Regions from separate parts of the Homo sapiens genome. Here region 2 is linked to region 1. A link is a contact called in ENCODE Hi-C or POLR2A ChIA-PET data. All regions are on one chromosome and are shown on one strand. Each heading gives the region's core, a stretch centred on a gene start or an enhancer-like site at or near the end of the contact. The rest is flanking DNA. Distances are from core to core; before and after follow the strand shown. Region 1 has its middle 8.0 kb from the start of RNU1-2. Region 2 overlaps CROCC (ciliary rootlet coiled-coil, rootletin).

Region 1 (5,801 bases), core at 1,416-3,915:
AGTTCTGGTCTGTCAATGTAAAGGACATTTATCATTCAAGAGGTTGGGCTGTTATTATTAATTTTGAATTTTGTCAATACAAACTGAAGGGAAATTTGTCTTCTTACTTGTAGGAACCTCACAAGACCACCCATCTTATATTCCAGGGAGAATTGCTGCGTATTACACAAACTCATAGGTGAGACTGCCGTTCTGACCTGCAGGCCTGGATGCCCTGCACAGGGGCACAGAGCACTGGCAAAGCCCTTCCCATACAAACAGCAAGCATGTTATGTCTACAACCCAACGGCACCAGTTCCAAGTACAATTTCTACTTGGCTGTATGAGCTGAGTACACGTTCCCCCCAGCACAGAAATCCTGCAAACTCCCATGAATGCTATAGTGAAAAGCAGGGGCTGGCCAGGTGTGATGGATCACACCTGTAATCCCAGGACTTTAGAAGGCCAAGGCAGGGCGGATTATTTGAGTCCAGGAGTTGGAGACCAACCTGGGCAACATGGTGAAACTTCAACTCTTAAAAAACAAAACAACCACCACCACAACAAAACCAAGAACAGAAATTAGCTGGCTGTGGTGACTCGTGCCTCTGCTACTCCAGAGGCTGAGGTGGGAGGATCGCTTAAACCAAGATGCTACCAGATAGAGTGAGACTCTGTCTCGGGGAAAAAGACAAACAAAATAAGTCTGTGTAAGAGGTGACTCTGGGGACAGTGGAAAAACACTAAGGTTTTCAAGTGGTGGTAAAAGCCAGTAGGCCTTGGGGACCATTGAGCAGTCTACAAAGCAGGGAAGCCTAGATCCCTGAGCTCCGCCTGCCAAGTACCACCACAGCTAACATGAGAGACCTCTGCCACAGAGACTGAAATTTGCCTCCCAAGGAAACAAGTGACTACAGACATCTGTCCCAGGACAGTAAACAAGGTCTCACAAAAACAAAAACAGCTGACCACACCATAAAATCACTGAGACCGAGCCTGCGACTATAGGCGAAAAAAAAAAGGCTATTATTCATACCGTGAAAGACCAGGGGAAAGTGCAGACACAGTCCCCTACTACTGTTGTGGGAATCAGGAGAACAGAGAGACCAATGGGTGGAACAGGAGGATTTTATTGAGTGCCCTCAGGCCCAGAGGATTAAAATCCAAAGGCTGAGCCCCGAACAAAGACAGGGTTTGACTTTTATACACACTTCAAAAAGGGGGTTGGCTAGTTTGAATGGCATGGTGGGACTATGATGGCACCAAACTCGCGGGGCAGGCAAGAGGGCTTACAGAAGCAGAACAAAGGCAGCTAGTCAAACTGTGACAGGTCTCACGAGGCAAGAATAGCTGGTGACCTTGCAGCTGCACTGAAGGGAAATCAAGAACTTAACAAAACTTGAATAGTGAGAAATGGTAAAGGGAAAAGAGAAGGTAATAAAAGCATTTGCTGTTTCTTGCTCTTATCCTTCCTAGGGATAACAGACTGTTAAGAGAGTCTCCAGAACTCATTTCTCAGCGATGTGGTTTTTCAGAAACTATCTGTTCCTGACCTTGCAGCCAAGCAAGTACAGGAAAATACTTTTTCTTTTTAATTTCTACCTTATTACTACAAGTTACAAAACAGAGGTTTCCACGTTTGGAAAAATAAGAGACAACAACATAGCCATAGAATGCATAGCCCTCAGCCTTACAGTAAACCACTTTGATAACCATAACATGTGCTCTACATACCACACATGTGAACTTCCGCCCCGCCACAGCTCCATACGCCTCACCCTTTACACGCACGGTCACTTGCCCCGAGCACCACCCCAGCCAATCCCCAATCACCCTGAGCCCTCCTAGCCCTAACGCACAGCTAGGACGCTCACGTCCAGCCAGCGGTCCCGGACTTGCTCCTACAGCACGGGAAATCCTTCATGGCGAAGCAGCAGCCCCTGCGCTGCCTCATCTACATAGAAACGCCCTATCGGTGATGTCACCAACAGTGCCTTTCCCAGTCCCCTTCTGTTCTTCCGCCCCACCCTCCTCCACTCAGCCCACCAACCCGGTGCCGCAGCCGGCGGGGGAAGTGACGTCCGCCTGTCCCTCCTTTCTGTCTCGCCCTTGTCTTTTGGGGAGGTGCGCCGAGACCCTGCATCTAGTCTCCCCCGAAGAAGTGATTACTTAACCTGTGTCCTGCGGAGGACCCTTCTGGCGGGCAGCTGGAAGCCTGTGCACCCGTCTTCAAATAATGGCTTTTAATAGCAGACTGGAACGTTTCGGATTACAAAGCAAACCGGACCCTTTCAAACCTGGTTATCTTTGTGAAGTAGCATTCCACTTAAAATTGGGAGCCCTTTAATAACAGAGAGAAATCATGTCTATGAAACTAGAGAAGCTGCTCAGATAACTGCAAACCAGCCATCCTTACTGGTTTTACGAGTAGTAGTGTTATAAAGAAAGTTGTCCAGTTTTATGAGTCTTGTAGGTTTGTTTTTTTGTTTTTCAAATACAGTAGTGTACAAAAAGGAAGCAGAATGTGGTTGCTGTCTCAATGTAATGCCTCGCTGGGCCTGAGAATTTGAAAATAAAAAAGTTCTCTTCTTTCCCCATTCTCCCTTTAGATGAAAAGTCTTTCTTGGCCGGGCGCGGTGGCTGACGCTTGTAAGCCCAGCACTTTGGGAGGCTGAGGCGGGCCGATCACGAGGTCAGGAGATCGAGACCACGGTGAAACCCCGTCTCTACTAAAAATAAAAAAAAAAAATTAGCCTGGCGTGGTGGCGGGCGCCTGTAGTCTCAGCTACTCGCAGAGGCTGAGGCAGGAGAATGGCGTGAACCCGGGAGGCGGAGCTTGCAGTGAGCTGAGATCGCCCACTGCACTCCAGCCTGGGCGACAGAGCGAGACTCCGTTTAAAAAAAAAAAAAGTATTTCTTGAAAGCATTGTCGATCAAAAGCTGTGTCCCTCCTTGCCAGAATGGCTCATTCCCAGATAGTCCTGTCCCACACGGGGGTCAGGGGAGGGAAGGAGACCTCTCTTTTTAACAGCGTCCAAAAGCTGAACTGGTGTGGCATCACAACATGGAAAAAAAAAAAAAAAAAGAGAGAGAGAGAGAGAGAGAGATATCTCGGCCAATTCTATAGTTGCTGTCACTTGTTGAATCATCTCTAGTTTTCAGAGTACCATGAATTTAGTTTCTCAAAAGAAGTAAAACAATGAGAAATACATAACATTAATAATTTGAGTAGTAGAAATATAATGCATACAAGAATGATCATCACAAAGAGAATCTGTATCCTGGAACAGTAAGGGAACCAGGGAACTGGGATTTGATGTTTCAGCCAACTGAAAACATCAGGGAAAACATCAAACCCCATTTCTTCTTTAGTGATTTCTTGCAGCCAAGTGGCTTCTTTTCTGATTTTTTCTAGAGAAGGTTCTACTACATGGGAAATGTATATGTATATGCAACAAAAGGTATTTGCCACCACACATCTCCCTGCTCAGCTAAATGTATCACCTAAAGTGATGTGATTATCTAGTACAACCTTAGCCAGTGACTAAATACCTTTTTATAGAGCTGCAAAAGAGGCCGCAGTTTCATCAGCAATGTTTTTCTTTCTTTTTCTTTTTCTTTCAGAGACAGTGTCTGGCTCTGTGGCTCAGGCTGGAGTGCAGTGGCGCCATCATAGCTCACTGCAGCCTCAAACTCTTTGGCTTAAGTGATTCTCCTGTCTCAGCCCCTGAGTCACTGGGATTACAGGCCAGAGCCACCATGCCTGGTTTTCATCAGCAATGTTTCCTGAGGTTACAAAAAGATTTGTAATCCTGGGAGGAAACACTCCCTTGAAGCAAGTGTTCTCCCCAAAAAAATGCAAGGAGCTATCTTCTTGATAGCCAGGCAGATAATTCTCAGGTTTTGCCCCACAGAATCTCTATCTAAAATAGAGCAGTGGTCATGCCTAGTGAAAAGTTTGAGGGAACTCGCCCAATGTTGGGTTTCTTCAGAGCCATATATATAGATATAACCAAATATCCTAAAAGACACTGCCCTTCATCATTCCATGCCGTTAGACATTTACAGGACCATGGATGGTGATCTCCTCCAGACAAAAATAAATGCTGGTGCAGAACAGGTAAGTGTATTATAATTTGAGTACATCAGCTTTTGGGCATTTTAAACCATGGGTCAGACATGTTAGAGCAAGAGGGCAGGTTGATAGCAAGAGGGAGTGTTTTTCTTTTAATTTTCCAATAGCAAAGTGATGTTTGCCACTGTCATTTCAGAGTGAGGTGACAATTTGTTGTTGTTTGGTTTTGTGGGTTTTTTGTTTGTTTGTTTTTGAGACAAGGTCTCACTGTCACCCAGGCTGGAGTGCAGTGGCATGATCAGGGTTTACTTCTGCTTTGACCTCACATATTCAAGCAAACCTCCTTACTAATCCTCCCGAGTAGCTGGGACTACAGGCACGTGCCCCCACACCCTGGGGTGTGAACTGGGATTTGATGTTTTCAGTTGGCTCTCTAATGGAATAGGTTCCCTTACTCTTCTAGAATCAGATTGTCTTCATGATTATCATTCTTGTGTGCATTATACTTCTACTACGCTGCTGATTTTTTCTTTTTTTTTTTAATTTTTATTTTTGAGACAGTCTTTCTCTGTCACCCAGGCTGTATTGCACTGGCAGGATCTTAGCTCACTGCAACCTCTGCCTCCTGGGTTCAAGCGATTCTTTTCCTTCAGCCTCCTGAGTAGCCACCTGGCTGATTTTTGTATTTTTAGTAGAGACAGGGTTTCACCATGTTGGCAGGCTGGTCTCGAACTCCTGACCTCGAGTGATCCGCCCGCCTTGGCCTCCTATAGTGCTGGGATTAAAGACATGAGCTACCACACCTGGCTCTCAAACCATTTTAATTAAGCAAAGACAGATTTGTCTGGCTTTTTAGTACAATGCTGAATTATCCTCCAATCTATATTTTTAGGAAGGACCTGGGGAGTGGCAACATGGAGATATTTGGTGAAAATGTGAACCTTTCATGTTCTGCTTCAGTCCCTTTTTGAAAATCCTTCCAATTTGCCTTTGCAACCAGTTAGTGGCCTTGCCTTCTTCACCAGCATGTGAATTGATTGATAAAGGTCAGAATATTTGGGCTCAAAGGTTTCAACAGTTAAGTCAAATTTTCTGCCAGAGCCTATAGAATCTCGGAGCCTGCTTTAGAAACAGAAGAGTGAAATGTATTTAAGTTTAGATCAGGGAAGTCCTTTATAATATTCTTAATTCACGTTTTGGTGAAGTGGTATACACAATGGTAGGCTCCCCTCTTCCTGTGGGTTTGGGTTTTACCTTTAAAGGGGCTGTCAGAACAGAAGTTTTGGGGAAGTGGCCAGAGCCCTGGGGACTTTCCCCAGGTGGTGGTGATGGAAGAAGAAGCAAGGCAGGACAGGAAGGCTCAGGTAAGAAAGACTATGCAGGTGCAGGGGCAGGAGGAGAAGGAGCAGCTGGAGGTGAAAGAGACAAAGCCTCCTCAATATTTCTCAATTCAGAAAACATGACAGTTTACCTCCTTCAGCTTACTTCCTCAATGGAGGCAATTTTCTCAGTTTTTTTAGAAATTTTAGAAATTTAGAAATTTCTAGGTCTCACTGGAAGTAATCTCCCATTTAATTTGTCTGGTTCTAAAACCAAATTTCTCTGTTTTTATTTTTATTTTTTTGAGACAAGGTCTCACTATGTCACCCAGACTGGAGTGCAGTGGTGTGATCTCGGCTTACTGCACTCACCGCTTGCTGCATGACGGCCAATAAGTCCAGGGATAAGGTGTAGGGGCAGGGAAGGT
Region 2 (5,801 bases), core at 908-3,407, 57 kb before region 1:
GCTCCGGCCTCGCAGAGTGCTGGGATTACAAACATGAGCCAACGTGTCTGGCCATTTTCATCATTTTTAAGTGTACAACTGAGCGGCATGAATTACATTCACACTGTTGTGCAGCCATCACCATCATCTGTTCCCAGATCATCCCGACTGGAGGTCAGGAGTTTGAGACCAGCCTGTCCAACATGGTGAAACCCCATCTCTCCTAAAAAAAAAAAATATACATATATATATATGTATATTTATATACACACACACACATACACAAAAATTAGCCAGGTGTGCCGGGCACAGTGTCTCATGCCTTTAATCCCAGCACTTTGGGAGGCTGAGGTGGGCAGATCACGTAAGGTCAGGAGTTCAAGACTAGCCTGACCAACATGCTGAAATCCTGTTTTTTTTTTTTTTTTTTTTTTTTTTTGAGACGGAGTCTAGCTCTGTCGCCCAGGCTGGAGTGCAGTGGCGGGATCTCAGCTCACTGCAAGCTCCATCTTCCGGGTTCACGCCATTCTCCTGCCTCAGCCTCCCGAGTAGCTGGGACTACAGGTGCCTGCCACTGTGCCCAGCTAATTTTTTTTGTATTTTTAGTAGAGACGGGGTTTCACTGTGGTCTCGATCTCCTGACCTCGTGATCCGCCCACCTCTGCCTCCCAAAGTGCTGGGATTACAGGCATGAGCCACCGCGCCCAGCCTTGAAACCCCGTCTCTACTAAAAATACAAAAATTAGCCAGGCGTGGTGGCACACGCCTGTAGTCTCCCAGCTACTCAGGGGGCTGAGGCAGGAGAATCACTTGAACCCAGGAGGCAGAGGTTGCAGTGAGCCGAGATCGTGCTACTGCACTCCAGCTTGGGCAACAGAGCAAGACGCCATCTCAAAAAAAAACAAAAAGAATAATTAAAAACAATACAGTGTAACAAGTGTAAGATTTCCACTTAGCTGTATTTGGTATCCTAAGTAACCTAGAGATGACTGAAAGTATGTGGGAGTATATGGCAGGATGGAAGCTCAGAAAATCAGATAAGGAGTCAAAGGCATTAAGAGCCCTCCAGCCCCCGGTCCAGGAAAGGCACGGTGGCTCACGCCTGTAATCCCAGTGGGAGGATCGCTTGAGTCCAGGAGTTCAAGACTAGCCTGGGCAATATGGCAAAACCCCATCTCTACTAAAAACACAAAAATTAAGCAGACATTGTAGTGCACACCTGTAGTCTCAGCTACAAAGGAGGTTGAGGTGGGAGAATCACTTGAGCCCAGGAGGCACAGGCTGCCAAGGCAGAGGGAGCCAAGATCACACTACTGCACTTCAACTGAGGTGACAGAGTGAGATCCTGTCTCAAAAGTTGAAAAAAAAGAATCACCCCACTTCCCCAAAAAAATAAGTGGCCTAGACCGGGTGCCGTGGCTCATGCCTCTAATCCCAACCCTGAGAGGCTGAGACAGGAGGATCGCTTGAGGCCAGGAGTTTAAGACCAGCCTGGGCAACATAGTGAGACCCCGTCTCCACAAAAACTACAAAAATTAGCTGGGCGTGGTGGCACACCTGTAGTCCCAGCTACTCAGGAGGCTGAGGAGGGAGGACCACTTGAGCCCGGGAAACAGATGAGGCCTGGTCTAAAGAAAAAAGAAGCGCCCTTGAGAAGCACAGATCAGTGAAGGGAGGGGTCTCGGTGAGGGGACGGGGCTAAGAAGTGGACCTCAGTGGAGAGGTGTGGTGGGCTCCTTGAAAAAAAACAAAAACAAAAACAAAAACACCCTGCCATGTGGGGGCGGGGCCTCAGTGCGGCCCGCCCACCTCCCCCCTTCCCTGCGCGCGGCACTGCCCTTACCTTCTGCGGGTGCGTCCCGGGCAGGGGAACCGGGCACTGGCCGCGGGGCTGGGCTGGGCGCGCGACCGAGGCCGAGGCCCCGGCGCAGAGCCGAGCGCAGGCCACCCAGCTGGGCCTCCGCCGCGCGCCGCTGCACCTCCACGCGGGCCAGCTCGGCCTCCAGGCCTTGTGCCCGGCCCTCGGCTGCGCTCAGCCGCAGGCCCAGCTCTGCAGCCTCGGCCCGCGCCGCCTCCAGCTTCAGCTCCAGGCCGCGGGCGTGGTCCAGCTGCTGCTTTTCAGTGCCACGCGCCTCCTCCAGGGAGCCCAGCAGGCGTCGCTCGCGGGTCCGGAACTCGCCTTCTTGTTCCTGCAGCTTCCGCTGGGCTACCTGGAGCTGGAGTGATGCCAGGAGGTGGAGGTCGGCAAGACCTCTCCCAACCCGACGCCCCACCCCTAAGGCCCAGACTGGAGCCCACCATCCCTGACTGTGTGGTCAGTACAACCCTTTCTCCTTTAGTGCTCGCCACTCAAGCAGGCGGTGCAAAAACATCCCCGTGGGAGGAAATACTAGAACTTGTTTATTAATCTCTTTATTCTTTATACAAGCCTTGTAATGCCCATAGTTTATTAGTAATAACAGCTGGCATTTGAATACATAGGGCTTATCAGTGCCAGGCACTAAGTAACTTTCCAAAAAATATTAACTCTAATTACTACTCTATGAATCGATCTCACTTTACAGAAGATGAAACAGGCACAGAGATGCTAAGTAACTTGTCCAAGGCCAGAGTTAGTAAACTGCAGAGCTGGGATTCAAAGCCAGGCACTCTAGCTCCAAAGGCTGTTTTTTTTGTTGTTTTTGTGGGTTTTTGTTTGTTTGTTTTTGGAGACAGAGTCTAGCTCTGTCACCCAGGCTGGAGTGCAGTGGGGCAATCTCAGCTCACTGTAACCTCTGCCTCCTGGGTTCAAGTGATCCTCCCACCTCAGCCTCCGAGTAGCTGGGATTACAGGTGAGCACCACCATGCCCAGCTAATTTTTGTATTTTTAGTAGAGACAGAGTTTTGCCATGTTAGCCAGACTGCTCTCGAACTCCTGGCCTCAAGTGATCTGCCAGCCTCGGCCTCCCAAAGTGCTGGGATTACAGGTGTGAGCCACTGCGCCCGGCTGTTTTTGTTTCTGTTTTTTTTTTTGTTTTTTGTTTTTAATAGCTTGACAGCAGCTTATTAATCACATGTACTCACAGCCCTGGGGGGTGGGGGAAAGGCGGGGAGGCATACCACACGGGGCCACACGGGGGCTGTGGGCTGCACTTGAGAACACAGTGAACAGCCAGGAAGGTTAAGTGCCCACTGGTTCCAAAGGGAGCTGTGTCCAGAGGCTGTTCCCTTAACCACTAGGCTACATTGCCGCCCTTGCCCATAATTTATCAATAAATTTGCACACAATGGGGGCATGCACTAAAATATCATTTCCTGATGGGATGCATGGTCACACAGACACAAAGCCACCCCTGCCATTTAGAGAGTCAACCTCTCACGGTCACCAGTTTCACTGGAAACCCATCTACTGAGCAGCTGGTTGCCAGGACCTGTGCCAGGGCCCTTCATACATGCTCGGCTGTGCTAGCCCATCTCTCATGAGCGCTCTGAGGCACAGAGATGACGTGACTTGGTTCAGGCCACACAACAGATTCATGGCAATGAAACAGCCGGAAAAGGCAGAGCGGGTAGCCTGTGGGCTTTGGAGTCAGACAGACTTAGGTGGCTGTGTGACCTTGGGTAGATCCCTCGACCTCTCTGAGGGCTCTGTAAAATGGGGCTAATGGTAGGAAGGGTGTGGTGGCTCACACCTGTAATCCCAGCACTTTGGGAGGCCGAGGCAGGTGGATCACCTGAGGTCAGGCGTTTGAGACAAGCCTGACCAACATGGTGAAATCCTGTCTCTACTAAAAATACAAAAAATTAGCTGGGCGTGGTGGCAAGCACCTGTAATCCCAGATACTCGGGAGGCTGAGGCAGAAGAATTGCTTGAACCCAGGAGGCGGAGGTTGCAGTGAGCCGAGATGGTGCCAGCGCACTCCAGCCTGGGCGACAGAGTGAGACTCCATTTCAAAATAAATAACTAAATAAAAAGGGCTAACAGTACCTACCCCATAGGGCTGCTGGGGAAATCAAACAAGGTTGTATCTACAGGGCCTCTCCCTACCCATTTTGTGCCGGCACACAGTAGGCCCACTGTTCTTTGGGTTGTTGTTACTACAACTGGGGAAGAGTCTCAAGGAGTGGGGGAAGGAGCAAGCCCTAGGGAGTGGCCTTTCAGAATGGCCCCAGCATTGGGGTGCCCACCTGCTTCCTGCTGGGGGAAGGAAAGATGCACCAGCCTGCCCGCCTGCTCAGTTACCTCCTGCCGCATCACCTCCAGGCTGGCCTCGCCCTTCAGCAGCCTCTGCCGGAGGCCCAGGGTCTCCCGCCTGCTCTCCTTCTCTGCCCGCTCGCCCAGCGCCAGGCGGCCCTGCAGCTCCGCCAGCTCCCGGCCCAGTCTGGTGTTCTCACTGTCCAGCATCTTCATCTGTGAGAGCACGGGAATGGCAGCAGGTTCAGCTCTGCCCCTGTACCCTCCCAGTTCTGGCCCAAGGCCACTTGGTACCTACTGCTGTAGGGACACATGTATCAAATACCACCCCACATCCACTGGGAGCCGGCCCCTACACAACCACACTGAACTTGGGCGATGCCAGGCACTTGGGCACCAGTGGCCTGTTTACCACTTAATCAATGGGCCAAAACTACCTTTCATAAAGGGGTGGGTATAATAGAAGGAGGGCTCAGCCCTTAGCAGACCAGGAGTTCACAGGCAGGAACCACAGCTCCCTGGGTTATCTTTCCCCTCTACGATGGCGATGAACGTTTTTGGAGCGCTTACCATGTGTCCAGTCCTGTTCTAAGCACTTCAGTTATATTAACTCGTTTAATCTTGGTACAATGCTATATGAGGTAGGTAGTAACATTATCCCTATCTAACAGATGAGAAAACTGAGCCTCAGAGTGTCAGAGTAACCTCCCCAAAGTCACACAGCCCACACACACCAGACTGGGATTCGATCTGAGACAACGGCAATGTTCTAAGCCCCTATTTCCCCACAGGAGCAGGGAGGGGTACTGCCTACCTCCCCCATGTGCTACAGCAGGGGTAACAGGAGAGGCCGTAGCATGCAACGCGTCCAGCAAAAGCTGGCACGCAAATGCCAGCTCCTTTCCGGGAGTCTTGTGGTTTCTCAGGAAGGGGCCTGGGTGAAGGGGGCTGTGGTATCTCTGGCTATCAGAGTATCAGAATATCTCTGGCTATCCAGTTGTGATCTCTTTTTTTGTAATTAAAAACAATTTTTTTAATTAAAAAAATTTGGGGGGGCCAGGCATCGTGGCTCATGCCTGTAATCCCAGCACTTTGGGAGGCCAAGGTGGGTGGATCACCTGACATCAGGAGTTCGAGACCAGCCTGGCCCACATGGTGAAACCCTGTCTCTACTAAAAATACAAAAAAATTAGCCAGGTGTGGTGGCGGGCATCTGTAATCCCAGCTACTTGGGAGGCTGAGTCAGGAGAATTACTTGAACCCGGGAGGCGGAGGTTGCAGTGAGCCGAGATTGCGCCACTGCACTCCAGCCTGGGCAACAAGAGTGAAACTCCATCTCAGAAAGTAAATAAATAAATAAAATAAAAATTAAAAGTTTAAAAACTTTTTTTAGAGTCAGGGTCTTGCTTTGTCGCCCAGGCTGGAGTGCGGTGATGCGATCACAGCTCACTGCAGCCTTGACTTCCTGGGCTCAAGGGATACTCCCACCTCAGCCTCCCAAGTAGCTGGGACTCCAGGAGCGTGTCACCACACCTAGCTATTTTTTAAATTTTTTGTAGAGACTGGTTCTCACTATGTTGCCTGGGCTGGTCTTGAACTCCTAGGCTCAAGCAGTCCTCCCAACTTGGCCTCCCAAAGCATGAGATT

The links. A loop is a pair of places that touch in the nucleus more often than their neighbours do. ChIA-PET counts read pairs that join two places held with the same protein, here RNA polymerase II (POLR2A). Pooled maps may share reads with other maps.
Region 2: a loop to region 1 is called in a map of naive thymus-derived CD4-positive, alpha-beta T cell, with 4 times the contacts of the local background. The contact joins two enhancer-like sites. A Hi-C loop is called at or near these places in 3 of 168 maps with a recorded cell type or tissue (CD4-positive, alpha-beta memory T cell, Caco-2 and naive thymus-derived CD4-positive, alpha-beta T cell), 1 of 37 single-sample maps with no recorded cell type and 12 of 50 pooled maps. POLR2A ChIA-PET finds 5 or more read pairs at or near these places in 18 of 52 experiments (AG04450, CD4-positive, alpha-beta T cell, CD4-positive, alpha-beta memory T cell and 14 more).

The regions. Positions count from the first base shown.
Region 1 is chr1:16,901,114-16,906,914 of GRCh38, reverse strand. No RefSeq gene overlaps it. Among named protein-coding and RNA genes, the nearest start is that of RNU1-2, 8.0 kb to the right of the region's middle. RefSeq lists a silencer at 1,307-1,601 and enhancers at 1,342-1,981, 2,138-2,187, 2,288-2,337, 1,982-2,621, 2,808-3,087. Within about 2 kb of position 2,665, at least 41 of the 41 ENCODE cell types and tissues checked have a DNase peak (open chromatin) inside an H3K27ac peak, as active enhancers do; they include HCT116, where a contact is called at or near this core.
Region 2 is chr1:16,957,152-16,962,952 of GRCh38, reverse strand. It overlaps CROCC (ciliary rootlet coiled-coil, rootletin), which reads right to left. Exons shown (of 37, transcript NM_014675.5): 26 at 4,203-4,370; 27 at 1,823-2,195. Among named protein-coding and RNA genes, the nearest start is that of MFAP2, 21 kb to the left of the region's middle. RefSeq lists a silencer at 1,754-1,943. Within about 2 kb of position 2,157, at least 23 of the 41 ENCODE cell types and tissues checked have a DNase peak (open chromatin) inside an H3K27ac peak, as active enhancers do; they include HCT116, where a contact is called at or near this core.